Linked DNA regions of Homo sapiens: all the other regions are linked to region 1. A link is a loop called in an ENCODE intact Hi-C map of the cell type or tissue named here. Cell type or tissue: heart right ventricle. All regions are shown on one strand. Links, peaks and the distances in the headings refer to the core of each region. The heading gives the core; the rest is flanking DNA.

Region 1 (7,706 bases), core at 1,086-6,085:
TTAAGAAGAACTGAAATGGACCAAATGATTACTAGGTGCCTTCCATGGAAAGCAAGGCATCGTCTTGTACACTCTTCCAGGTTATTTCATTCTGTGGAGCTCTGCATCTTTCATTTCCTTTGAACTATTTTACACCTCTATAAGCCAGGGGTCCCCAACCCCTGGGTCATGCACTGGAACCGGTTCATGGCCTGTTAGGAACTGGGCCACAGAGCAAGAGGTGAGGGATGTGTGAGCATTCCTGCCCGAGCTCCACCTCCCGTCAGATCAGTGGCAGCATTAGATTCTCATAGGAGCGAACCCTATTGCGAGCTGCACATTCCTGGGATCTAAGTTGCACACTCCTCGTGAAATCCTAATGCCTAATGATCTGAGGTAGAACAGCTTTGTCCCCAAGACATCCCCCGATCTTGGTCTGTGGAAAAATTGTCTTCCATGGAACTGGTTCCTGGTGCCAAAAATGTTGGGGACCACTGCTCTAAGTTGTACATAATTGATAGCAATGCAAAAACTCTTTGAGTTGGTAGAAATGCAAGTTCTCACCTTTGGAAGGACAATGAATTGCTCCTCATCTTCCAGGGAAAAGGCCAGTTTTGCATCTATCTATGAACTCCTTTTAGCATTCCTGAATCAATTATGTTAAGTGTAGTACTTAGAATTCCACTTTGAACTGGTTACGACACCTTAATTAATGAGATAAAGAGCATCTCTGAAATGTGTCGTCATATGTTTATGTGAGTCCTGATCATAATAGTTTTAAAAAATGATCTCTTAACTCGTTGTGATTTCTTCTCCCCCACGGCCCCACCCAGCCGCAGTATCCACGGAGCTTAGTTTTCTGTGGCCCAGGAGGGCAGGAGACCCGGTGTTGACGGGGAGATCTGAGATTGGCCCCAACTTTTCCCCACAGCTCTGCTTCAAGGAGTGCCCTGGGAAGGCCTCCCAACCCCACACCTGTCCTGTTGGCCAAGGCGAGCTCCATGCCATGTGGCATCTCTGCCGCTGGCCACCTGGTGAGTATCTGTTGAATAGAGAAATGTGCAGCATCTCCACAGAGCTTCCAGGGCTTCTGTGCTCTCCAAACATCTCTGGGCTCCCGGCACCCTCTCAGGGTATGATGTGTTGGTGGCTGGGTTGGGCCCCTGTCCCTGAGGGTAGGACTCAGGCAAGGACAAAGCTCTGGACTCAAAGAGCTGGTGTGGGGGTGAGTGAAAGGAACAGGAGCTTTGGGGTCAGAAATGCGGGTTTCAGCCTGCATTGTCCCCATGAGCAGGGGCTTGCAGGCTCACCAAGGCCTCAGTTTCTTCGATGGTGAGAGAGTGTCAGAGACTGCAGCACGTATTTGAAAGTGTCCAGGGACGGCAGGGGTCTGGGTTGGACCAGCTCTCCTGAATACTGAGGGTGCGATCTTGACCATTGTGAAAGGAAAATAAAATCTCAGGACCCTAAAGTCACTATGCCAAAAAGAACAGTTGAGGTGGGAAGCTGAGTCATGAAAAAAAAAAAAAGTCATGCGTTTCCTTTTGTTTCCAAACTGAGAGCAGCAGCAGATAGGCCAGGTCTACCCAGGTGGCCTCCCTCACCCTGACAATATAAATTAACAGCCCGGTCTTCATGACATGGGACAAAATGAGACAAGAAATCATCCCTCCTGCCCCTGAGACAAATGCATATTTGACTTCTTCCTCTACTCTGTTTATTTTCTTATAAAGTGCAGATTTACTGAGCACAAGGCGAATGCGTAATTGCTCCCTCCACCCCTCCTTTTCATGCAACGTGGGGGCTCAGTGAGATGTAATCAAAGCCTCAGAAGAATGTGACTCTCCCGTCTTGCTTTTTTCTCTTTCATCTTTCCCCTCCTCCAGCTTTTCCCCTTTTCAATATTGAAGCAGGACATAGTGTGACTGCATCTGGGGTCAGGTGTGGGGTGGTCCATGTGGATAGTGAGGAAGGTGGTCCCTGCCCGTGGTGGTCCGGGTTTCCTGGGAGATGGCCAGACGTGGGTGCTGAGGGGAGGAGGCCAGTGCAGTCACTGGACGGGAGAGAGCATGTCCATTGTGCTGAGTGGGCTGGGAGGGATCCACAGAGAAGACGGTGTGGCTCAACAGCTGGCACTGGGGACAGGAACGTGGGTGAAGGGCCTGGCACATGGAGTAGCTCAAGGCGTGAGGCTGTGACCCACCTGGAGAGCCTGTGCCTGAGTGTGCTGGGTGGGTGCTGGGGTTGCAAACATTCGTGTGCCTGTGAGGCCCGTGTGTGTATGTGTGTGTCACGTGGCCCCCATGCGTGTCAGGCATTGTTGCGTGTCCCCCATGCGTGGCAGGCAGCATCACATGTCCCCCATGCGTGGCAGGCATTGTCGCGTGGCCCCCGTGCGTGGCAGGCATGTGCAGCCTGAGTACCATGCCAGATGGGGCGTTCTGTCTCCTCCAGGCCCTGCCCTGCCATGTGAGCAGGGAGCTTCCCCATGGGACTGATGTTCTGTCTCCTCCAGGCCTGGCCCTGTCCTACCATGTTAGCAGGGAGCTTGGCCATGGGAGTGGTGGGCACAGGCGTGGCTGTGCCGGGCCTCACTGGCTGGATTCGGTGGGGACACCATACCCCTTGCTGAGTGTGGGTGTTAGAGGGTTCGAGGTGCCCTCTGGGAGGTGGTCGGGCAGAGGCAGGGTTGGGAGTGTGTGGGGAGATGGGTGTTCAGCTAGGTTCCTTCCCTGTGCAGGGGCTCAGCTGAAACCTGGGCTCTCACTCCCCTCACCCCTGCCTCCCCAGCATCCTCACTCTGCCCCTCTCTTCAGCCTGCCTCGGGCCTTGCCCTGGGACCCCTGCTGAGATGACAGGAGGGGCTTCAGCAGCACCCTGTGCTGGGTGGACGCCGAGGTCACAGGCTCGCTCTGTGTCTCCTCACAAGGCCACGTGGTGGCAGGTCCTTCCTCCTGTCTAACCAGAGTCCTGCTTGCTGCTCTGCAACCCCCTTGGGTCACGTGGGGCAGGGGCACCTAGCAGGGTGGGCTTCGTGGACTCAAGGGCCACCAGTTCCTCCAGGTCAACCTGCTCAGATCGTTCCATTCTCCCCCTTCCCTTGGCCACAGAGACCTCTGTATGCTGGGGTGACCACAAATGTCACAACAGCAGAGTCACACCAGGAATGTCACACCATGTCACACCACATCACACTATGTCATGCCAGGGATGTCACGCCACATCACACCATGAAACTCATCATCACACTAGGGATGTCGTACCCTGCCACACCCCATCCTGCCACATCACACCATGTCACACCGCATCACATCACACCAAGGATGTGGCACCCTGTCACAGCACGTCACACGTCACATCATGTCACACCACACCTCATCACACCACAGATGTCATACCCCATCACACCACATCACATTACATCACACCACGTCAAACTACCTCACACCCCATCACACCAGGGATGTCACACCCCATCACACCACATCACATGTCACACCACGTCACATGCCACACCATATCACAGTATGTCACAGCCTGTTACACTTCATCACACCACATCACACCAGGGATGTCACACCTTGTCCCATCACATCACATCATGTCACACCATTCCACATCATTTCATATTATAGCTCATCATACCAGGGATGTCATACCCATCACACTATGTCACAGCACATCACACCAGGGATGTCACACTGTGTCACACCACATCCCACCATGTGCAACACCACCTCACACCAGGGACATTACACCATGTCACACCACATCCCACCATGTGCAACACCACCTCACACCAGGGACATTACAACATGTCACACCACATCACATCACCCCTCGGATATCACACTGTCATACCACATCATACAACATCACACCATGTCCTGTCACATCATGCCACATGACATCCACGTCACACCAGAGACATCACACCACGTCACACCATGTCATGTTACATCACAGCACGGACTGCTGGGGTATGTGCAGGGGCCGCCCACAGTGCAGCCTTGCTGGAGAGTTGAGGGAGGGTCCTGGGGCTGGGCATGGTGTTCCCTCAGGAGGGCTGACCCTCTGGAGGATGCTCGGTCCCAGGTGGAAAGGGGGCGGTGGGCCCCGGGTGGCTCAGGGAGGGGCCCAATTTCCCTAGGGGAACCTGGTCCAGGCGCCAGGCCCTGCAGGGGCAGGAGCTGCAGGAAGCATCTGCTTCTTCCCAACTCAGCCTGCTCAGTGCACGGAATGACCCGGAGCCCGGCACCATCCTGGGTTTCCTTTCCTTATCCTGGCCAGGCCGTCCATCCTCAGACAGTGGACTGGAGCCCACCCCACCAGGGCACCCGGAGGCCCGTAGGGCCCCTTGAAGGGCAGAGGGTGGAGATCTCTCCAGCAGGGTCCCTGAGGGCTGGCACCTTCTCTGGACAAAGCTCTCCTGCATCTCTGGGACGCCATCCTTGGGCTTGGGATAGAGCCGGTGATGCAGCAGCTGCCCGCCCTGCACCCCAGGTGCTGTCTCCCTCACCCCCCGCGGGGCTGCAGCAGCGTGTCCTGAGAGTTAAAGGGCTGGGCTTCAGCACCCAGTTCAGGCCAGGCCCCCTGGAGCCCACCCTCCAGTGGCGAGCCTTCCCACGGCATGGCAGGGCCTGGAGTCTGGGGATTTAGTCCCCAACTCCGTGTTTGGTGCAGCTCCAGCTGCTCGATGCCACACAAACGAATCCAACCACTCCTCCTTCCTGGGTGAGATGGTCTCTCTCCTGCCACAGGCAACTCCGACGGCATTTTCCAGCCACCGCAGCCACCGCAGCCACTGCAGTAACAAGACCCTGTCCTTGACTGAGTTCCAGCCAGGCTCCTCGGAGCCTCTCCACTCGGCCTCAACCTTGGCTTGTAAAGACTTGAGCAGACACTAACAGTTTCTAACAGCTTCTGGCCGTACCCCTAGGCCGACCCCTGCCCCGTCAACACCTGCCTGAGAAAGCTCCGTGCACCAGAACTCACCGTTTGGACCAACCCCGACCTCCCTTTCTCAGGGTGTCTGCTGAGAGGGCCGCAACCACACGTCCTTCTATCCGTTCCCGATGTCTGTGCATTTCCTGTGACCCAGGAGGGTCTTTCTCAAGACTTGAGAGCCGCTCCCTGAAGTGTCCCCTTTGTGAAGGATGGGGCCTGTGTCTCCAGGCTCTGGGAGGACAGAATCCTGACCTCAACAGTGGCCGGCACGGACACAGCAGGTCCCATCCCGGGGACGCTGACCAGCGCTGGGCAACTTTTCCCTTCCCCGACGACTGAGCCCCGAGCACCCACCCTGCTCCCCCTACCACCTCCCTTTACAAGGCTGTGGCCTCTGCACAGATGAAGGTGAGTCCAGGTCATGCCGGACTCTTTCTTCTGTTGCAATAGTTATTTCTGTTGAAAATCCGTCCTTGCTACATGATCTAGTGCCCAGCTTTATCTTTGAAAATGTCTCTCTCCACCTTTGCCTCTCCTGCCTTGTCCTCGTTCCTGGCACCCACCATGTGTCCTATGGGCTGAATTTTACCATAGAATGAATCACACACCAGGTTTCACCTGTGCCTGATGAGGGTGACAGTTTGATGAGATTTTAGGCTTAGAATTGATGCTGAAAGGACTAAGACTTGGGGGATGCTGAGACAGATGAATGTATTTTGCATGTGAGAAGAACATGAAATTTGGGGGGCCATAGCATGGACTGTTATGAGTTAAATTGTGGCCCCTACAAATTCATATATTCAAGTCTTAATCCCTGGCCTCACAATGTGACTATTTGGAGATGGGGTCTTTACAGAGGTCATTAAGTTCATATGGGGTCACTAATCTAATGCGATGTGTGTTCTTATAAGAAGAGAAGCTTAGGACACGGGCACACAGAGGGATGGCCATGTGAGGACCAGGGAGGAGACGGTGTCTACAAGCCAAGGAGAGAGGGCTTGAGAGAAACCAGCCCTGCCTGCATCCTGATCTCAGATTCCTGGTCTCTAGGCCTGGGAGGATCCATGTCTGCCGTGGGAGCTGCCCCGCTGTGGTCCTGAGCTGACGCACACAGATCTGACACCCACCTCTCGCTTCGGACCATGGTTGGTTCTGGAAGGCCCTCCCTGTGGCTCTGCCTGGCCAGCCTGAGCCAGCTCCCAGCCTCGACCCAGCTTTCCCTGGAGGCCCTGTCCCCCGCAGAGTGACCAGGGCAGGCAGCACCGTGCCCAGCAGGAGGAGAAACTGCATCCATGTAGAAAAGAGGAGAAGCCCCGGGGGTCCATGTAGCGACAGGGGCCAGGGAGGGCCGCTCGGGCAATGCGTGTGGCTGCAGGAGGCGGGGGGCGAGTGCAGGGAGCCCCCGAGGTGCAGCTCGACCAGCCTCCTCCTGACCGTGCTTCCCACCGGGGGCAGGAGGCGCGTGGACACAGGAAGGCGGCTCCCATCACGAAGTACAAGACTTAAAAAGGATATTTTATTGTCATCACAAAAGAAACATCAAAGACAATTAATGAGCTTTAGAAAATTTAAAAGAAGAAGAAAAGCCAAAGCTGAAATGGTGACACCTCCTTCGAGTGAGCCCGGGAGTCCTCCCTGACGGCCGAGGCAGGCGCTGGCCGCAGTCCCGCTCGAGCCTCCCTTCCTGTCTGTGGATTCTGCGTGACAGTCACGGAACGGTGTGATGGGGGCAGCAGAGCGTGGGGGCCTCTGTCCAGCACTCGTGGCCAGCAGCCCCGCTTTCGCAAGAACACGGGCACCCTCTTTGTCGTCTTGCCTCTCCACCTGGTGCCCCCAGAGTGGCTGCTTGTTCCTGCTGCACGTGACCCGGGACTGGACGCCAGCCTCTGTGATGAGTTCTGGCTGTGTCCACGCTCCTGGCTCTCCCGGTGTCCCTCCACCTCTCTCCCCGATGCTCCTGGGCCTCCTCTGTCCTCAGGCCCCACCAAGGCTGAGTCTTGCCCGCCTGGGACCTGGTCACCAGCCTTCTGTGGGAGGCCTGTCTGGGCAGATGCCCAGCCCTTCCTTGGGCTATCCTCACCCTTGCACTGTGGGGCTCCTGCAGCGGCCACATGGCCCAGGCTCTTCTCCGAGTGATCTCGGTGGACTGGAGTGGGTGGTAGGTGGCAGTGTCCTGGGCCTGGCCCTTTCTCTCCCCAGTGCGGACTCTGGGGCTGGCTGTCCCTGCGGGTCCAGTTCCACCCGAGAATCCAGCAGTGTGGGCAGGCAGCCAAGGGGTGGTGCTGGCACCGAGACTGTTCCCAGGAGCCAGAGAGCAGCGTTCTTTGCTTGAAATCAGAACAACCTCATTCCTCATGTCAGGAGTTCACGGGAGTGCCCGGAATGGAGGCTGGCTGGCTGCGGGCTGGGAGGAAGGCCGTCTGAGTGAGCCTTCGCAGCTCTCGGAAGCCTCCCCAACAGGGCCTGATGGTGCTGTGGCTTCCCTACCTTGGCGACTGATGCTCCCACTCACCATCTGGAAACCATGCCTGTGTTCAGGAGGCTGGCGTGGACGGGGTTGGCTCCAGGGCGAGGTCCTGCCTGAGTGGGGGCCTGGGATGCCGGTTACCTCCTTTTGTGTGAGCACCTGGTGGTCCAGAGGGCAGGGACGTCCTGCTGAGGGGACACCTGGCCCTCAGCGCCCTGCATGCACCAAGCAGCGGAGGTCTGGGGTAGACCTGCTATGCACAGGGTCTGGAAGGGGGGCGTTTCAGGGCTCAGAGGGCGACTGCGAAGCCAGA
Region 2 (7,706 bases), core at 1,191-6,190, 120 kb after region 1:
GGCCTCACTGGCTGGACTCGGTGGGGACACCATACCCCTTGCTGAGTGTGGGTAGCAGAGGGGTCGAGGTGCCTTCTGGGAGGTGGTCGGGCAGAGGCAGGGTTGGGAGTGTGTGGGGAGATGGGTGTTCAGCTAGGCTCCTTCCCTGTGGAGGGGCTCAGCTGAAACCTGGGCTCTCACTCCCCTCACCCCTGCCTCCCCAGCATCCTCCCTCTGCCCGTCTCTTCAGCCTGCCTCGGACGCCGAGGTCACAGCCTCGCTCTGTCTCCTCACAAGGCCACGTGGTGGCAGGTCCTTCCTCCTGTCTAACCAGAGTCCTGCTTGCTGCTCTGCAAGCCCACTTGGGTCACGTGGGGCAGGGGCACCTGGAAGGGTGGGCTTCGTGGACTCAAGGGCCACCAATTCCTCCAGGTCAACATGCTCAGATGGTTCCATTCTCCCCCTTCCCTTGGCCACAGAGACCTCTGTATCCTGGGGTGACCACAAATGTCACAACACAAGAATCACACCAGGAACGTCACACCATGTCACACTGGGGAAAAGAAAGATCAGACTGTTACTGTGCCTATGTAGAAAAGGAACACATAAGAAACTCCATTTTGATCTGTACAAAGAAAAATTGTTCTGCTTTGAGACGCTGTTAACCTGTAACTTTAGCCCCAACACTGTGCTCACAGAAACCTGTGCTGCATGGAATCAAGGTTTAAGGGGTTTAGGGCTGCGCAGGACGTGCCTGGTTCACGATACGTTTGCAGGCAGTGTGCTTGGTAGAAGTCATCGCCATTCTCCATTCTCTGTTAACTAGGCACAGAATACGCTGCGGAAAGCTGAAGGGACCTCTGCCGGAGAAAGCCTAGGTATTGTCCCAGTTTCTCCTCACTGAGACAGCCTGAGATATGGCCTCATGGCAAGGGAAAGACCTGACTGTCCCCCAGCCTGACACCTGTAAAGGGTCTGTGCTGAGGAGGATTGGTAAAAGAGGAAGGCCTCTTTACGGTTGAGATAAGAAGAAGGCCTCTGTTTCCTGCACGTCCCTGGGAATGGAATGTCTGGGCTTTACACCCACCATTCATTCTATTCTGAGGTAGGAGAAAACCGCCCTAAGGCTGGAGACAAGATATGCTAGCGGTGATACGGCTCTGTTACTCTTCACTACACTGAGATGTTTGGGTAAAGAGAAACATAAATCTAGTCTATGTGTACATCCCAGCACGGTACCTTCCCTGGGAGTTATTTATGATGCAGATTCCTTTACTCACATGTTTTCCTGCTGACCTTCTCCCCATCATCACCCTGTTCACGCTGTTCTCCTGCCGCACTCCCCGTATGGAGATAGTGAAAATAGTCATCAATAAATACTGAGGGAACCCAGAGACCGGTGCCGGTGCAGGTCCTCGCGTGCTGAGTGTGCCGGTCCCCTGGGCTCACTGTTCTTTCTCTGCACTTTGTCTCTGTGTCTTATTTCTTTTCTCAGTCTCGTGTTTCCACCTGATGAGAAATACCCACAGCTGTGGAGGGCGAGGCCCTCTTCATCACACCACATCACACTATGTCACACTAGGGATGTCACACATCACACCATTAACTCATCACACTGGGGATGTCGTACCGGGTCACACCCCATCATGCCACATCACACCGTGTCACACCGCATCACATCACAGCAAGGATGTGGCACCCTGACACAGCACGTCACAGGTCACATCATGTCACACCACACCTCATCACACCCCACACCACCACACCCGTCAAACGACATCATACCCCATTACCCCAAGGATGTTACGCCACATCACATCATGTCACACCATACCACATAATCTCATACCGCATCATACCAGGGATGTCATACCCATCACACTCTGTCACACCACATCACATCATGTCCAACACCACCTCACACCAGGGACATTATACCATGTCACAACACCTCACACCATGTCATACCACCTCACACCAGGGACATTACACCATGTCACAACACCTCACACCATGTCACACCACATCTCACCAGGGATGTCACACTCGGTCACACCACATCACACTATGTCCAACCATGTAGTCCAACACCACATCACACAAAGGACATCACGCCACATCACACCACATCACACCAGGGATGTCACCCTGTCATAGGACATCACACCACATCACATGATGTCATGCTACATCACAGCATGGGCTGCTGGGGGCGTGCAGGGGCAGCCTTGCTGGAGAGTTGAGGGAGGGTCCTGGGGCTGGGCATGGTGTTCCCGCAGGAGGGCTGACCCTCTGGAGGATGCTCGGTCCCAGGTAGAAAGTGGGAGGTGGGCCCCGGGTGGCTCAGGGAGGGGCCCAATTTCCCCAGGGGAACCTGGTCCAGGCGCCAGGCCCTGCAGGGGCAGGAGCTGCAGGAAGCATCTGCTTCTTCCCAACTCAGCCTGCTCAGTGCACGGAATGACCCGGAGCCCGGCACCGTCCTGGGTCTCCTTTCCTTATCCTGGCCAGGCCGTCCATCCTCAGACAGTGGACTGGAGCCCACCCCACCAGGGCACCCGGAGGCCCGTAGGGCCCCTTGAAGGGCAGAGGGTGGAGAGCTGTCCAGCAGGGTCCCTGAGGGCTGGCACCTTCTCTGGACAAAGCTCTCCTGCATCTCTGGGACGCCATCCTTGGGCTTGGGATAGAGCCGGTGATGCAGCAGCTGCCCGCCCTGCACCCCAGGTGCTGTCTCCCTCACCCCCCGCGGGGCTGCAGCAGCGTGTCCTGAGAGTTAAAGGGCTGGGCTTCAGCACCCAGTTCAGGCCAGGCCCCCTGGAGCCCACCCTCCAGCAGCGAGCCTTCCCACGGCATGGCAGGGTCCGGGCTCTGGGGATTTCATCCCCAACTCTGTGTTTGGTGAAGCTCCAGCTGCTCGATGCCACACAAACGAATCCAACCACTCCTCCTTCCTGGGTGAGATGGTCTCTCTCCTGCCACAGGCAACTCCGACGGCATTTCGCAGCCACCGCAGCCACCGCAGCCACTGCAGTAACAAGACCCTGTCCTTGACTGAGTTCCAGCCAGGCTCCTCGGAGCCTCTCCACTCGGCCTCAACCTTGGCTTGTAAAGACTTGAGCAGACACTAACAGTTTCTAACAGCTTCTGGCCGTACCCCTAGGCCGACCCCTGCCCCGTCAACACCTGCCTGAGAAAGCTCCGTGCACCAGAACTCACCGTTTGGACCAACCCCGACCTCCCTTTCTCAGGGTATCTGCTGAGAGGGCCGCAACCACACGACCTTCTATCCGTTCCTGATGTCTGTGCATTTCCTGTGACCCAGGAGGGTCTTTCTCGGGACCTGAGAGCCACTCCCTGAAGTGTCCCCTTTGTGAAGGATGGGGCCTGTGTCTCCAGGCTCTGGGAGGACAGAATCCTGACCTCAACAGTGGCCGGCACGGACACAGCGGGTCCCATCCCGGGGACGCTGACCAGCGCTGGGAAACTTTTCCCTTCCCCAACGACTGAGCCCCGAGCACCCACCCTGCTCCCCCTACCACCTCCCTTTACAAGGCTGTGGCCTCTGCACAGATGAAGGTGAGTCCAGGTCATGCCGGACTCTTTCTTCCGTTGCAATAGTTATTTCTGTTGAGAATCCGTCCTTGCTACATGACCTAGTGCCCAGGGGGATGCTGAGACAGGATGAATGTGTTTTGCATGTGAGAAGAACATGAATTTTGGGGGCCAGAGTCTGGACTGTGATGGGTTAAATCGTGGCCCCTACAAATTCATATATTCAAGTCTTAATCCCTGGCCTCACAATGTGACTATTTGGAGATGGGGTCTTTACAGAGGTCATTAAGTTCATAGGGGGTCACTAATCTAATCCGATGTGTGTTCTAAGAAGAGAAGCTTAGGACACGGGCACACAGAGGTATGGCCATGTGAGGACCAGGGAGGAGACGGTGTCTACAAGCCAAGGAGAGAGGGCTTGAGAGAAACCAGCCCTGCCTGCATCCTGATCTCAGATTCCTGGTCTCTAGGCCTGGGAGGATCCATGTCTGCCGTGGGAGCTGCCCCGCTGTGGTCCTGAGCTGACGCACACAGATCTGACACCCACCTCTCGCTTCGGACCATGGTTGGTTCTGGAAGGCCCTCCCTGTGGCTCTGCCTGGCCAGCCTGAGCCAGCTCCCAGCCTCGACCCAGCTTTCCCTGGAGGCCCTGTCCCCCGCAGAGTGACCAGGGCAGGCAGCACCGTGCCCAGCAGGAGGAGAAACTGCATCCATGTAGAAAAGAGGAGAAGCCCCGGGGGTCCATGTAGTGACAGGGGCCAGGGAGGGTCGCTCGGGCAATGCGTGTGGCTGCAGGAGGCGGGGGGCGTATGCAGGGAGCCCCCGAGGTGCAGCTGGACCAGCCTCCTCCTGACCGTGTTTTCCACCGGGGGCAGGAGGCGCGTGGACACAGGAAGGCGGCTCCCATCACGAAGTACAAGACTTAAAAAGGATATTTTATTGTCATCACAAAAGAAACATCAAAGACAATTAATGAGCTTTAGAAAATTTAAAAGAAGAAGAAAAGCTACCAAAGCTGAAATGGTGGCACCTCCTTCGAGTGAGCCCAGGAGTCCTCCCTGACGGCCGAGGCAGGCGCTGGCCGCACTCCCGCTCGAGTCTCCCTTCCTGTCTGCAGATTCTGCGTGACAGTCACGGAACGGCGTGATGGGGGCAGCAGAGCGTGGGGGCCTCTGTCCAGCACTCGTGGCCAGCAGCCCTGCTTTCGCAAGAACACGGGCACCCTCTTTGTCGTCTTGCCTCTCCACCTGGTGCCCCCAGAGTGGCTGCTTGTTCCTGCTGCACGTGACCCGGGGCTGGACGCCAGCCTCTGTGATGAGTTCTGGCTGTGTCCACGCTCCTGGCTCTCCCGGTGTCCCTCCACCTCTCTCCCCGATGCTCCTGGGCCTCCTCTGTCCTCAGGCCCCACCAAGGCTGAGTCTTGCCCGCCTGGGACCTGGTCACCAGCCTTCTCTGGGAGGCCTGTCTGGGCAGATGCCCAGCCCTTCCTTGGGCTATCCTCACCCTTGCACTGTGGGGCTCCTGCAGCGGCCACATGGCCCAGGCTCTTCTCTGAGTGATCTCGGTGGACTGGAGTGGGTGGGAGGTGGCAGTGTCCTGGGCCTGGCCCCTTCTCTCCCCAGTGCGGACTCTGGGGCTGGCTGTCCCTGCGGGTCCAGTTCCACCCGAGAATCCAGCAGTGTGGGCAGGCAGCCAAGGGGTGGTGCTGGCACTGAGACTGTTCCCAGGAGCCAGAGAGCAGCGTTCTTTGCTTGAAATCAGAACAACCTCATTCCTCATGTCAGGAGTTCACGGGAGTGCCCGGAATGGAGGCTGGCTGGCTGCGGGCTGGGAGGAAGGCCGTCTGAGTGAGCCTTCGCAGCTCTCGGAAGCCTCCCCAACAGGGCCTGATGGTGCTGTGGCTTCCCTACCTTGGCGGCTGACGCTCCCACTCACCATCTGGAAACCACGCCTGTGTTCAGGAGGCTGGCGTGGACGGGGTTGGCTCCAGGGCGAGGTCCTGCCTGGGTGGGGGCCTGGGATACCGGTCACTGCCTCCTTTTGTGTGAGCACCTTGTGGTCCGGAGGGCAAGGACGTCCTGCTGAGGGGACACCTGGCCCCCAGTGCCCTGCATGCACCAAGCAGCGGAGGTCTGGGGTAGACCTGCTATGCACAGGGTCTGGAAGGGGGGCGTGTCAGGTGTGTCAGGGTCAGAGGGCAACTGCGAGGCCAGAGAGTCATGGGGTTGAGGGCGGTGAGGTCGGGGGCAGGTGTGGCCTGGGTGGTGGCTGAGCATGGCCCATGGCTGGTGTGTGGGGTCTGGGCGGCCCTGGACACCCCGCAGAGGGTGGCCCTAGGCCCCCTGTCCGATCATGTTCCTGTAGTCGGGGATGATGGTCTGCTTCAGGTCCACCACCGAGGAGAAGATCCACTTCACCTGTAGGCAAGGCACAGCACAGGGGTGAGCGAGGCCACAGCCCTGCCCCCGAGCCCCACCCACCCCTCAGGGCACTGAGGCCACCTCTCTGCCCCCAAGGCCCACCCACCCGTCAGTCCACGCAGGCCACAGCCCTGCCCCTGAGGCCCATCCGGCCCCTCATGCCACCCAGGTGCCATGGCCTCACCACTGCCTGCTCTGAGGCTTGGTGATAGAGAGCAGAGCCAGGGCACCAACAGCATGTGGACAGCACAGAAGACAGCGTCAGGGACAGGTGGGGACAGCGTGGGGGACAGTGTCAGACACAGGTGAGGACAGTGTGGGGGACAGTGTCAGGGACAGGTGGAGACAGAGTGTGGAAGAGTGTTGGGGACAGTTAAGGACAGCATGGAGGAGAGTGTTGGGGAGAGATGGGGACAGTGTCAGGGAGAGGTGGGGACTGTGTGGAGGACAGCATCAGGGACAGGTGGGGACAGCATGGGGGACAGTGGTGCATACAGGAGGGGACGGTGTGGGGGACAGTGTCAGGGATTATAGGGGACAGAGTGGGAGACAGTGTCAGGGACCGGTGGAGACCATGTGGGGGACAGGTGGGGACAGCATGGGGGACAGTGTCAGGGATAGGAGGGGACAGGAAACAGTGGGGACATTGTCAGGGACAGGGGAGATAGCATGGGGGACAGTGTTGGGGACATGGGGGACAGCATGGAGGACAGTGTTGGGGACTGGTGGGGACAGCATGGGGGACAGTGTAGGAGACAGGTTGGGACAGGATGGAGGATAGTGTTGGGGACAGGTGGGGACAGTGTGGGGGACAGTGTCAGGGACAGGAGGGGAGAGCGTGGAGAACAGTGTCCGGGACAGGTGGGGACAGCATGGGGGACAGTATCAGGGACAGGTGGGGAGAGTGTGGGGGACAGTGTTGGACTGGTAGGTACAGCCCGGGGGACAGCATCGGGGACAGGTGGGGACTGCATGGGGGACAATATCAGGGACAGGTGGGGACATGGAGGAGAGTGTTGGGGACAGGTGGGGACAGCATGGGGGACTGTGTTGAGGACAGGTGGGGACAGCTTGGGGGACAGTGGTGCATACGGGAGGGGACGGCGTGGGGGACAGTGTCAGGGATTATAGGGGACAGAGTGGGAGACAGTGTCAGGGACAGGTGGGGACAGCATGGCGGACAGTGTCAGGGATAGGAGGGAACAGGAGGAAACAGTGGGGACATTGTCGGGGACAGGGGGGATAGCGTGGGGGACAGTGTTGGGGACAGGTGGGGACAGTGTGGAGGAAAGTTTTGGGGACTGGTGGGGACAGCATGGGGGACAGTGTAGGGGACAGGTGGGGACAGGAGGGGACAGCATGGAGGATAGTGTTGGGGACAGGTGGGGACAGTGTGGGGGACAGTGTCGGGGACAGGAGGGGACAGCGTGGGGGACAGTGTCAGGGACAGGTGGGGACAGCATGGGGGACAGTGTTGTACTGGTAGGTACAGCCTGGGGGACAGCATTGGGGACAGGTGGAGACTGCATGGGGGACAATATCAGGGACAGGTGGGGACAGCATGGAGGAGAGTGTTGGGGACAGGTGGGGACAGCATGGGGGACAGTGTTGAGGACAGGTGGGGACAACGTGGGGTACAGTGTCGGAGATGGGTGGGGACAGCATGGAGGAAAGTGTCGGGTTTAGGTAAGAACAACGTGGAGGAGAGTGTCGGGGACAGGTGGGGACAGTGTGGGGGATATTGTCACGGACAGGTGG
Region 3 (7,706 bases), core at 1,260-6,259, 140 kb after region 1:
GTGGCTCCTGACACACCGCTCATCTTCTCCTTTGTCATCATATGGCTTACCTCCATGTATGTCTTTGTCCTCTCCTCTTATGAGGACACCAGTGTTTGGACTTGGGATCCATCCAAAATTTAGTATGATATCATCTCAAGTCCTTAACCTAATTTGTAAAGACCCCATTTCCAAATAAGGTCACATTCTGAGGTTCCAGGTGGGCATACATTTGGCCAGGGAGATGCCATCAGCCCACCACACCAGCCTACGCAGGTACATTTGCATATAGCTTAGGGTTGACCTTTCCCATGGAAGTATTACATCCCCCTCTGGACTCCAGTTTCACATGTTTTAGAATGCTTCACCTTGTCCAGCAGGATGAGTCTCTTTTCATTTTTTAGTATTTTTCTCTCTCTTCTTTGGATTGGATTAAAAAGAATTGACATATTCTATTGATGCATCTTTAAGTTTTCAGTTCCTTCTTATGTCTTGTCCAATCTGTTATTAAACTTGGGTAATGTTTTTCTCTTTCTTTTCTTCTTTAATAAAATAGAGATGGGGTTTCACCATGTTGCCCAGGGTGGTCTCAAACTCCTGAGATCAAGTGATCCTTCCATGTTTGGCCTCCCAGAGTGCTAGGATTACAGGTATGAGCCACTGGGCCTGGTCAAATGATGTTTTTCATTTCCGAATCATACTCTTAGTTCTAGAATTTTCATTTGCTTCTTGTAACTATTTTCAGTTTTTTATAGAGATACCTCATCTAGTCACTCATGATAACCATATTTTCCTTTAAGTCTTTGAACATATTTAACATAACTTCTTTAAAGTCCTTGTCTGATAACTGTATCTGCATCTAGGTCATCTTGGAGTTGATCTCCATTGATCCCTTTTTCTTTTAACTATGGATCACATTTTCATATTTCTTTGCATACCTGGTAATTTTGGATGTGCACCTGATGTTGTTAACATGTGTACAGGCTATGGGGTTTGCATTCTTCCTTAGCAGAACATTAATTGTTTTTTTCAATGTTAGCAAGCAGTTAGCTTGAGTTGACTCAAACTCCCCAGTCTGTCTGCCTGGCAGTTGGCAGTAGCTGGAATCTCAGTTCTCTTGACCTTACACGTGTTGCTTTCTGCTGGGCCCTTTGGAGTTTTCCCTACCCATGCACACCTAAGGGATCAGCCAGAGGTTTCAGTGGAGTTTACTTGCAGATTGTGGGGTTTCCCTTCGGTGACCTTCTCCTTTATGGACATCTTCTCTTCATTTCCAGCTGCTCTGAAAATGTAGCCCGGCATCCCACTCCTCACCAGGAGGGCTGCAGTTTCCTGCTTGAACTCTAGCTGTACCCATTACATGCCCTGGAGTGTGACTTCAGACGAATATTTAACGGAATAATCCTTACTAGTGTTTGCCTACTTCTGGTCATGTTCCAGTGCCTGCAATTGGTGTGTGTGGGTGTTGTGTGTGCTTACAGCGTTTCTAGTGTTTATAATTGCCATCTGCCAAAGGGCTAGTCTGATATTAGCTGCTCCAGAATTATTGGAATCAGAACTACTTTCTCTCATGTGGTTTTTCATTTTCATTTCCCTGTTGACTAGTGTGGTTCAACATCTTTTCATATGTTTAGTGGCTATTTGGATATCTTCTGTAAAACATCTGTTCAATTCTCTTGCCTATTCCTTGTTGGATTATTTGATTTTTTTTCTCATTGGTTTACAGTGGTCTTCTTTATATTATGGATCTGTTTGTGTCAGTCAGTTATATATGTTTATAGGAAGCATTAAGAAGAACTGAAATGGACCAAAAGATTAGTAGGTGCCTTCCATGGAAAGCAAGGCATCGTCTTGTACACTCTTCCAAGTTATTTCATTCTATGGAGCTCTGCATCTTTTATTTCCTTTGAACTATTTTACACCTCTATAAGCCAGGGGTCCCCAACCCCTGGGTCATGCACTGGAATCTGCTCATGGCCTGTTAGGAACTGGGCCACAGAGCAGGAGGTGAGGGGTGTGTGAGCATTCCTGCCTGAGCTCCACCTCCCGTCAGATCAGTGGCAGCATTAGATTCTCATAGGAGCGAACCCTATTGCGAGCTGCACATTCCCAGATCTAAGTTGCACACTCCTCGTGAAATCCTAATGCCTAATGATCTGAGGTAGAACAGCTTTGTCCCCAAGCCATCCCCCGATCCTGGTCTGTGGAAAAATTGTCTTCCATGGAACTGGTTCCTGGTGCCAAAAATGTTGGGGACTACTGCTCTAAGTTGTACATAATTGATAGCAATGCAAAAGCTCTTTGAGTTGGTAGAAATTCAAGTTCTCACCTTTGGAAGGACAATGAATTGCTCCTCATCTTCCAGGGAAAAGGCCAGTTTTGCATCTATCTATGAACTCCTTTTAGCATTCCTGAATCAATTATGTAAGTGTAGTACTTAGAATTCCACTTTGAACTGGTTACGACACCTTAATTAATGAGATAAAGAGCATCTCTGAAATGTGTCGTCATATGTTTATGTGAGTCCTGATCATAACAGTTTTAGAAAATGATCTTTTAACTCGTTGTGATTTCTTCTCCCTCATGGCCCCACCCAGCCGCAGTATCCAGGGAGCTTAGTTTTCTGTGGCCCAGGAGGGCAGGAGAACCGGTGTTGATGAGGAGATCTGAGGTTGGCCCCAACTTTTCCCCACAGCTCTGCTTCAAGGAGTGCCCTGGGAAGGCCTCCCAACCCCACACCTGTCCTGTTGGCCAAGGCGAGCTCCATGCCATGTGGCATCTCTGCCGCTGGCCACCTGGTGAGTATCTGTTGAATAGAGAAATGTGCAGCATCTCCACAGAGCCTCCAGGGCTTCTGTGCTCTCCAAACATCTCTGGGCTCCTGGCACCCTCTCAGGGTATGATGTGTTGGTGTCTGGGTTGGGCCCCTGTCCCTGAGGGTAGGACTCAGGCAAGGACAAAGCTCTGGACTCAAAGAGCTGGTGTGGGGGTGAGTGAAAGGAACAGGAGCTTTGGGGTCAGAAATGCGGGTTTCAGCCTGCATTGTCCCCATGAGCAGGGGCTTGCAGGCTCACCAAGACCTCAGTTTCTACCATGGTGAGAGAGTGTCAGAGACTGCAGCACGTATTTGAAAAGCGTCCAGGGACGGCAGGGGTCTGGGTTGGACCAGCTCTCCTGAATACTGAGGGTGCGACCTTGACCATTGTGAAAGGAAAATAAAATCTCAGGACTCCAAACTCACTATGCCAAAATGAACAGTTGAGGTGGGAAGCTGAGTCATGAAAAAAAAAAAAAGTCATGCCTTTCCTTTTGTTTCCAAAGTGATAGCAGCAGCAGATAGGCCAGGTCTACCCAGGTGGCCTCCCTCACCCTGAGAATATAAATTAACAGGCCGGTCTTCATGACATGGGACAAAATGAGACAAGAAATCGTTCCTCCTACCCCTGAGACGAATGCATATTTGACTTCTTCCTCTACTCTGTTTATTTGCTTATAAAGTGCAGATTTACTGAGCACAAGGCGAATGCGTAATTGCTCCCTCCACCCCTCCTTTTCATGCAACGTGGGGGCTCAGTGAACTCTAATCAAAGCCTCACAAGAATGTGACCCTCCCCTCTTGCTTTTTTCTCTTTCATCTTTCCCCTCCTCCAGCTTTTCCCCTTTTCAATATTGAAGCAGGTCGTAGTGTGACTCTGCCTGGGGTCAGGTGTGGGGTGGTCCACATGGACAGTGAGAAGGTGGTCCCTGCCCGTGGTGGTCCGGGTTTCCTGGGAGATGGCCAGACGTGGATTCTGAGGGGAAGAGGCCAGTGCAGTTGCTGGACTGGAGAGAGCATGTCCATTGTGCTGAGCGGGCTGGGAGGGATCCACAGAGAAGACGGTGTGGCTCAACAGCTGGCACCGGGGACGGGAATGTGGGTGAAGGGCCTGGCACATGGAGTAGCTCAAGGCGTGAGACTGTGACCCACCTGGGGAGCCCGTGCATGAGTGCACTGGGTGGGTGCTGGGGTTGCAAGTGCGTGTGTCCCTGTGTGAGGACCGTGTGAGTACCCGTGTGTGCCACATGGCCCCCGTGCGTGGCAGGCATGTGCAGCCTGAGTACCATACCAGACGGGGCGTTCTGTCTCCTCCAGGCCCGGCCCTGCCATGTGAGCAGGGAGCTTCCCCATGGGACTGATGTTCTGTCTCCTCCAGGCCTGGCTCTGTCCTACCATGTTAGCAGGGAGCTTGGCCATGGGAGTGGTCGGCACAGGCATGGCTGTGCCGGGCCTCACTGGCTGGACTCGGTGGGGACACCATACCCCTTGCTGAGTGTGGGTAGCAGAGTTTGAGGTGCCTTCTGGGAGGTGTTCGGGCAGAGGCAGGGTTGGGAGTGTGTGGGGAGATGGGTGTTCAGCTAGCCTCCTTCCCTGTGCAGGGGCTCAGCTGAAACCTGGGCTCTCACTCCCCTCACCCCTGCCTCCCCAGCATCCTCCCTCTGCCCCTCTCTTCAGCCTGCCTTGGGCCTTGCTCTGAGACCGCTGCTGAGAGGACAGGAGGAGCTTCAGCAGCACCCTGTGCTGGGTGGACGCTGAGGTCACTGCCTTGCTCTGTGTCTCCTCACAAGGCCACGTGGTGGCAGGTCCTTCTTGCAGTCTAACCAGAGTCCTGCTTGCTGCTCTGCAAGCCCACTTGGGTCACGTGGGGCAGGGGCACCTGGCAGGGTGGGCTTCGTGGACTCAAGGGCCACCAATTCCTCCAGGTCAACATGCTCAGATGGTTCTATTCTCCCCCTTCCCTTGGCTACAGGGACCTCTGTATCCTGGGGTGGCCACAAATGTCAGAACACAGGAGTCACACCAGGAATGCCACACCATGTCACACCACATCTCATTATGTCACGCCAGGGATGTCACGCCACATCATACCATGAAACTTATCATCACACTAGGGATGTCGTACCCTGCCACACCCCATCATACCACATCACACCACCTCACACCAGGGACATTATACCATGTCACACCACATCCCACCATGTCACGCCACCTCACACCACATCACATTATATCACACCACGTCACACTATGTCACAGCCTGTTACGCTTCATCACACCACATCACACCAGGGATGTCACACTGTGTCACACCACATCCCAGCATGTCCAACGCCACCTCACACCAGGGACATTACACCATGTCACACCACATCACATCACCCCTCGGATATCACACCGTCATACCACATCATACAACATCACACCATGTCCTGTCGCATCATGCCACATGACATCCACGTCACACCAGAGACATCACACCACGTCACACCATGTCATGTTACATCACAGCATGGACTGCTGGGGTATGTGCAGGGGCCGCCCACAGTGCAGCCTTGCTGGAGAGTTGAGGGAGGGTCCTGGGGCTGGGCATGGTGTTCCCTCAGGAGGGCTGACCCTCTGGAGGATGCTCGGTCCCAGGTGGAAAGGGGGCGGTGGGCCCCGGGTGGCTCAGGGAGGGGCCCAATTTCCCCAGGGGAACCTGGTCCAGGCGCCAGGCCCTGCAGGGGCAGGAGCTGCAGGAAGCATCTGCTTCTTCCCAACTCAGCCTGCTCAGTGCACGGAATGACCCGGAGCCCGGCACCGTCCTGGGTTTCCTTTCCTTATCCTGGCCAGGCCGTCCATCCTCAGACAGTGGACTGGAGCCCACCCCACCAGGGCACCCGGAAGCCCGTAGGGCCCCTTGAAGGGCAGAGGGTGGAGATCTCTCCAGCAGGGTCCCTGAGGGCTGGCACCTTCTCTGGACAAAGCTCTCCTGCATCTCTGGGACGCCATCCTTGGGCTTGGGATAGAGCCGGTGATGCAGCAGCTGCCCGCCCTGCACCCCAGGTGCTGTCTCCCTCACCCCCCGCGGGGCTGCAGCAGCGTGTCCTGAGAGTTAAAGGGCTGGGCTTCAGCACCCAGTTCAGGCCAGGCCCCCTGGAGCCCACCCTCCAGTGGCGAGCCTTCCCACGGCATGGCAGGGCCTGGAGTCTGGGGATTTAGTCCCCAACTCTGTGTTTGGTGAAGCTCCAGCTGCTCGATGCCACACAAACGAATCCAACCACTCCTCCTTCCTGGGTGAGATGGTCTCTCTCCTGCCACAGGCAACTCCGACGGCATTTTCCAGCCACCGCAGCCACCGCAGCCACTGCAGTAACAAGACCCTGTCCTTGACTGAGTTCCAGCCAGGCTCCTCGGAGCCTCTCCACTCGGCCTCAACCTTGGCTTGTAAAGACTTGAGCAGACACTAACAGTTTCTAACAGCTTCTGGCCGTACCCCTAGGCCGACCCCTGCCCCGTCAACACCTGCCTGAGAAAGCTCCGTGCACCAGAACTCACCGTTTGGACCAACCCCGACCTCCCTTTCTCAGGGTATCTGCTGAGAGGGCCGCAACCACACGTCCTTCTGTCTGTTCCCGATGTCTGTGCATTTCCTGTGACCCAGGAGGGTCTTTCTCGGGACCTGAGAGCCGCTCCCTGAAGTGTCCCCATTGGGAAGGATGGGGCCTGTGTCTCCAGGCTCTGGGAGGACAGAATCCTGACCTCAACAGTGGCCGGCACGGACACAGCGGGTCCCATCCCGGGGACGCTGACCAGCGCTGGGCAACTTTTCCCTTCCCCGACGACTGAGCCCCGAGCACCCACCCTGCTCCCCCTACCACCTCCCTTTACAAGGCTGTGGCCTCTGCACAGATGAAGGTGAGTCCAGGTCATGCCGGACTCTTTCTTCTGTTGCAATAGTTATTTCTGTTGAAAATCCGTCCTTGCTACATGACCTAGTGCCCAGGGGGATGCTGAGACAGGATGAATGTATTCTGCATGTGAGAAGAACATGAATTTTGGGGGCCAGAGTCTGGACTGTGATGGGTTAAATCGTGGCCCCTACAAATTCATATATTCAAGTCTTAATCCCTGGCCTCACAATGTGACTATTTGGAGATGGGGTCTTTACAGAGGTCATTAAGTTCATAGGGGGTCACTAATCTAATCTGATGTGTGTTCTTATAAGAAGAGAAGCTTAGGACACGGGCACACAGAGGGATGGCCACGTGAGGACCAGGGAGGAGACGGTGTCTACAAGCCAAGGAGAGAGGGCTTGAGAGAAACCAGCCCTGCCTGCATCCTGATCTCAGATTCCTGGTCTCTAGGCCTGGGAGGATCCATGTCTGCTGTGGGAGCCGCCCCGCTGTGGTCCTGAGCTGACGCACACAGATCTGACACCCACCTCTCGCTTCGGACCATGGTTGGTTCTGGAAGGCCCTCCCTGTGGCTCTGCCTGGCCAGCCTGAGCCAGCTCCCAGCCTCGACCCAGCTTTCCCTGGAGGCCCTGTCCCCCGCAGAGTGACCAGGGCAGGCAGCACCGTGCCCAGCAGGAGGAGAAACTGCATCCATGTAGAAAAGAGGAGAAGCCCCGGGGGTCCATGTAGCGACAGGGGCCAGGGAGGGTCGCTCGGGCAATGCGTGTGGCTGCAGGAGGCGGGGGGCGTATGCAGGGAGCCCCCGAGGTGCAGCTGGACCAGCCTCCTCCTGAATGTGCTTCCCACCGGGGGCAGGAGGCGCGTGGACACAGGAAGGCGGCTCCCATCACGAAGTACAAGACTTAAAAAGGATATTTTATTGTCATCACAAAAGAAACATCAAAGACAATTAATGAGCTTTAGAAAATTTAAAAGAAGAAGAAAAGCTACCAAAGCTGAAATGGTGGCACCTC

The links. Peaks named below come from ENCODE experiments on the same cell type or tissue, not always from the same donor. Only the 100,000 strongest peaks of a DNase experiment are listed, where the experiment ranks them.
Region 2: a loop joins it to region 1, with 4 times the contacts of the local background. A loop is called at or near these places in 10 of 110 quality-filtered maps.
Region 3: a loop joins it to region 1, with 22 times the contacts of the local background. A loop is called at or near these places in 51 of 110 quality-filtered maps.

Annotation. Positions count from the first base shown.
Region 1 is chr14:105,614,086-105,621,791 of GRCh38, forward strand. It overlaps MIR8071-1 (microRNA 8071-1), which reads left to right and starts at 7,031; the gene lies at 7,031-7,095. It also overlaps IGH. In heart right ventricle, for the core only: no CTCF peak of the experiment used is centred there; DNase peaks (open chromatin) are centred at 3,106, 3,448 and 3,905; H3K27me3 peaks cover 767 bases.
Region 2 is chr14:105,731,901-105,739,606 of GRCh38, forward strand. It overlaps IGH. Among named protein-coding and RNA genes, the nearest start is that of MIR8071-2, 96 kb to the left of the region's middle. In heart right ventricle, for the core only: no CTCF peak of the experiment used is centred there; no DNase peak of the experiment used is centred there.
Region 3 is chr14:105,756,916-105,764,621 of GRCh38, forward strand. LOC105378184 (a long non-coding RNA gene) reads left to right here and starts at 2,578. Exons shown (of 3, transcript XR_001751029.3): 1 at 2,578-2,777; 2 at 6,023-6,694; 3 at 7,144-7,706. It also overlaps IGH. In heart right ventricle, for the core only: no CTCF peak of the experiment used is centred there; no DNase peak of the experiment used is centred there.